2 separate regions of the Mus musculus genome follow, and region 2 is linked to region 1. Evidence: chromatin loops called from intact Hi-C (ENCODE). Cell type or tissue: heart. All regions are shown on one strand. Region 1 overlaps Katnb1 (katanin p80 (WD40-containing) subunit B 1). Region 2 has its middle 35 kb from the start of Gm31277.

What was found. A loop is a pair of places that touch in the nucleus more often than their neighbours do. Peaks named below come from ENCODE experiments on the same cell type or tissue, not always from the same donor. Only the 100,000 strongest peaks of a DNase experiment are listed, where the experiment ranks them.
Region 2: it touches region 1 in a loop (7-fold over the local background); 1 of 42 quality-filtered maps calls a loop at or near these places.

Annotation. Positions count from the first base shown.
Region 1 is chr8:95,098,209-95,100,708 of GRCm38, forward strand. Katnb1 (katanin p80 (WD40-containing) subunit B 1) reads left to right here. Exons shown (of 20, transcript NM_028805.2): 19 at 111-227; 20 at 446-1,666. The coding sequence ends at 578. Kifc3 (kinesin family member C3) reads right to left here. Exons shown (of 22, transcript NM_001372314.1): 21 at 2,439-2,465; 22 at 1,620-2,244. The coding sequence ends at 2,461. Among named protein-coding and RNA genes, the nearest start is that of Gm31224, 14 kb to the right of the region's middle. In heart, no CTCF peak of the experiment used is centred here; DNase peaks (open chromatin) are centred at 693 and 953.
Region 2 is chr8:95,234,884-95,237,383 of GRCm38, forward strand. No RefSeq gene overlaps it. Among named protein-coding and RNA genes, the nearest start is that of Gm31277, 35 kb to the left of the region's middle. In heart, a CTCF peak has its summit at 1,002 (motif pointing left); a DNase peak (open chromatin) is centred at 998.

The sequences.
Region 1 (2,500 bases):
GTCAATGGAAATAGGTGTGTGTGTGTGTGCATATGCCCATCTGTGAAAGATCCCTCTCTTTTGTCCTCTCTGACCATCTGTGTATGACTCCATCCATCTTGTTCCTGAAGCTATGTCCAGACCGGGTGCACCTCCCTGAAGCTGATCCTGCAGCGGTTCCTACCCCTCATCACTGACATTTTGGCAGCCCCGCCCTCTGTGGGTGTGGACATCAGCCGAGAGGAGAGGTAAGGGGTAAGGTGTAGTTCTTAGCCTCATTTGTGCATGGCTGTGCCCAAACAGCTTACAGAGAACAGTGTCTGAGAGTGGCTCAGGATGCTGTATGTCAGAGCACGGGCTTTTTGTGTCCCTGCACACTGCCATGGCTTGGGGGATATTTTTGTGCTCTTAGGAGGGACTGGAGTGGTTAGGGGAGCATCCTGAGATGCTACCTCTTGACCTACAGGTTGCACAAGTGTCGACTCTGCTTCAAACAACTCAAGAGCATCAGTGGCCTCGTCAAGAGCAAGTCGGGTTTGAGTGGCCGCCATGGCAGTGCCTTCCGTGAGCTGCACCTACTCATGGCCAGTTTGGACTGAGGAGCACACGGTGGGAGCACCCGCAGCCCTCACACATACATACTTGCTGTATGCCTGTGGCCCACGAGCCTCAGCCTGGCCTCCATTCCTGCCCTGCTGGCCATCCTGGAGGCATGGTTGCCAGCCTGCTGACCACCTCCTCGGTTGTGGACTAAGCTCCTCTCCGGCAGCAGCTGCAGTCTTGCACAGCCCTTACTGCTCAGGGCAACTCCAGCCTCGGGGCTGCTGCTGTAAATTATCAGGCAGATTTATTAAATTTATAACTGTTCCTGACTTCCTTATGAGAGGAATATCCGCTGGCTCTCCCAGACACATTGTGGCCTGCCTAGAGGTCGCTGGAAGCAGAGACTGTCGTACTCCAGGCCCAGTGCAGCCTCCATCTGTGGCCAGCAGGGGCCAGCAGAGTGCCAGGCACGAAGCAAGGGGCTGCCTGGTCAGCTTGACTTGGGGAAATGGAACAGGTGAGGCCATAGATGTCACATCCCCCCCAATTGTCCTTGGGTAGATTGGCTAAGAGCCTGTCATAACTCTCCCTCTGACCTCTGGATGCCACCAGAGACTAGACCACGATGGTTGCATGACCTTGGAAGATTCTAGAGTGGTTTTCACAGGCCACAGGAAACTACTTTTATACTTGTGGCATCCCTGAGAGTCTGCGCTCCAGAACAGCCTGTTGATGCAGCCAGCAAGAAGGGAGGAGCCCTAGCAAGCCCTGTTCTCCAGGGCTGGGACCGGGGACCAGATACAAACGCATACATCAGGTCACTACTAGTTACAGTTCCAGACTGGGAGGAAAGGCTGGCACAGGATGAGCAGGTCTTTGAAGCCTAGTTTTCCTTCTGTAACATGAGGTGATACTGCAATGGGATGGAATGGTTATAGGGGCCCGCAAGGTGCTAGAAATGATATAAAAAGCATGGGGGACACAGTGTCTTCAGTGACAACTTGTGGAGTCTGCATGGTCAGCCAGCAACGGGAGCAACAGGGTACACAATGCCCACTCTCCATAGGGTCTCCCAGTACTGACGATTCAGATTGCACTTGTGTAAAAAGACATTCATTTTAATAAGTAAAAATGGCTAAGCTTCCAAAAGTTCTTAAATAGGATTTGGGGAGAGGAACATGTTGAGAATCAGTGGGCAGGGAGAGTGCCTGGTGTCAGGCAGATGAACAGAACCCAGCCCTTCCACACTGGCCTCTGCCAGCCATAAATATAGCCCAGACCTCTGACAGGGTGAGGACTTCTATATACACCTAGAACATTATATACATGCCCTGTGAGGGCTCCCCTCCTCAGGAGGGTAGATAGAGATGCTCTTGCTCTCCCTAACCCCCCAGCTGGTTCCTCAAGTCTTCTCAACTAGTAGAGAACAGTCCAGCCCAAGGGCCAGGTGGGGAGAGAGCCCACCCTCCCAGCAACGGCTAGACTCCCAAGCCTACCACCAGGCAGAGTGCCATCCCTGCCCTTCCAGAAGCCCCATGCTTGGGTGCCCAGAGCCACACAGAGACTCGCTTCCTTCTGAACATGTTTCTCATCTCTGAGGAGAGGCAGGGCGGGAGAGCCTCCATCTCCTGCATTCATGGTAGGTGGGTGTTACAGCAGGTCGCCAGGCCACAGGGCCTGGCAGCGTGGCACATCTTCACACAGGCACTGGCCTCAACTTCCCTGTAGAAAAAGTAGAAAAGGAGCGCTCAGCCTCTGGCCTCAGGAGGCTTGCCCTTAGCAGATGCAGGAGGCCAGCAGAAGCACATGGACAGGGCAGCAGAAGGCAGGACTGGCTCTGTACAAGAGCCCTGGCAGAGCCCTGAACCAACAGCAGGCAGCAGGTGGGCAGCCCCAGGCCGCTGACCCCCACTTACCTGGAGACTGCAGCCCCAGCTGTCAGGCTGAAATCAAAGTGATAGATGTCTCACTTGGGGAG
Region 2 (2,500 bases), 140 kb after region 1:
GTATCCAGTACCCTCAGCTGGCCTCTGTGGGTACACACACACACACACACACACACACACACACACACACACACACATTAAATCTTAAAAAAAAAAAAAAAAAAGGACTGCCCCATAATGAGAACTGCATAACTAAGGTAAATGTAAGAAGGGGAATAGAGAATGAAAACATGAATTTTTTTTTTTTAGTATTTTTGAGACAGGGTTTCTCTGTATAGCCCTGGCTGTCCTGGAACTCACTTTGTAGACCAGGCTGGCCTCGAACTTAGAAATCCGCCTGCCTCTGCCTCCCAAGTGCTGGGATTAAAGGTGTGTGCCGCCACCGCCCGGCGAAATATTTTTTTTAATTAAAATAAGATAAATTTAAAATTATAGAGGAAAGGTTACTATTACCGTGAAAAAAAAATGCACTGTAATGTGAAATACTGAGTGGGCACAAAGTGTTTACTAACAAAACCTTTTTTTTTTTTTTAACAAGGAGGAGGCAGAATAAAACACTTTGGATGCTCACAGTCAGCTATTGGATGGATCACAGGGCTCCCAATGGAGGAGCTAGAGAAAGTTGCCAAGGAGCTAAAGGGATCTGCAACCCTATAGGTGGAACAATATTATGAACTAACTAGTACCCTGGAGCTCTTGACTCTAGCTGCATATGTATCAAAAGATGGCCTAGTCGGCCATCACTGGAAAGAGAGGCCCATTGGACACGCAAACTTTATATGCCCCAGTACAGGGGAACGCCAGGGCCAAAAAGGGGGAGTGGGTGGGTAGGGGATTGGGGGTGGGTGGGTATGGGGGACTTTTGGTATAGCATTGGAAATGTAAATGAGCTAAATACCTAATAAAAATGGGAAAAAAAAACACTATGGAGTCTTGCCCCATATAGTTGGGGGTAGAGGAGTGGGGAGAGGCGGTGTGGAAAGGTGACAGCTATCACTTTAGCAGTTTCCTTTCTTCATGGATTATGGGATCATCGCCCTCTGGTGGCCACACTTAGTATTGCAGTCTGTGGGCTGGGCCGGTTCTCTCACTCTCTGGAGGTTCCCCAGTCTTCCCTTTCCCTCCAGGGTGACTAAATAAGGTGTTGAGCAGGGGATGTCTCCCAAGTGGAGTGCTCTGGTATTTGGGGAAAGCAAACAGCTGAGATCTGTGTGGGAGAATCAGTCCCTATGCCTTCACAACCCACTCAGCATTCAATCTGGATAGATAAAGCTAGGGATGGTCTCGCAGTCGGCTGGAGCTTCAGAGCACTCTGCTCCCTAGCAGCGAACCTCATGGTAGTTCTGCCTCTAGAGGCTGATCTACCCCAGACCCCAGGCTTATGGATACCTGTCTTAGTCACTGTCCTATTGCTGTGAAGAGACACCACGACCAAGGCAACTCTTAAACACAAGAGCATTTAATTGGGGGGCTTGCTTACAGTTTTAGGGGATTAATTCATGATCATCATGGTGGGAAGCAGACAGGCATGGCGCTGGAGCAATAGCTGAGAGCTACGAGTTGCAGACAGAGAGAACAAGACACTGGGACTGCTGTGGGCTTTTGAAACCTCAAAGCCCACCTCACTGCCCCCTCCCAGTCACCTCCTCTCACAATCCTTCCCCCTCCCACTTCCCCTTCTCCTCTGAGCTGGTGGGGCCCTCCTGGGTATTCCCCCACCCTGGCACTTCAAATCTCAGCATGGCTAGGCACATCCTCGCCCACTGAGGCCAGACATGGCAGCCCAGCTAGAAGAACACATCCCATGGACAGGCAACAGCTTTTGAGATAGCCCCCACTCCAGTTTTTTGGGACCCAAATGAAGACTAAGCTGCACATCTGCTACATATGTATGAGGGGGCCTAGATCCAGCCTGAGTTTGTTCTTTGGTTGGTGGTTCAGTCTCAGCCCTAAGGGTCCACGTTAGTTGACTCTGTTGGTCTTCTTGTGGAGTTCCTATCCCCTTTGGACCTGCAGTCCTTCCTCCTGTCCCTCCATAAGAGTTCCCAAGCTCCATCCACTGTTTGGCTGTGGGTGACTGTATCTGTCTGAGTCAGCTGCTTGGTGGAGCCTCATAGAGGAATGGATAAAGAAAATGTGGTACATCTACACAATGGAATACTATTCAGCTATTAAAAACAAAGACGTCATGAATTTTGCAGGCAAATGAATGGAACTTGAGAATGTCATCCTTAGTGAGGTAACCCAGACCCAAAAGCACATGCATGATATGCACTCACTGATAAGTGGATATTAGCCATGAAATACAGGATACCCATGCTACACTCCACAGACCCAAAGAAGCTAAGCAAGAAGGAAGGCCCATGTGAGGACACTTGAATTTCACTTAGAAGGAGGAATAAAATACTCATAAGAGGAAGATGGAGGGAGGGAAATCAAATGGAGAGGGGATGGGGAAGGGAATGTGGGGGAGGAACAGGAGAGATGGCCAAATGGCCATGAGAATGAATAGAAATCTGCAACTGATGGGGCTGGGGAGGTAGGGGGGCAGCTCCAGAAT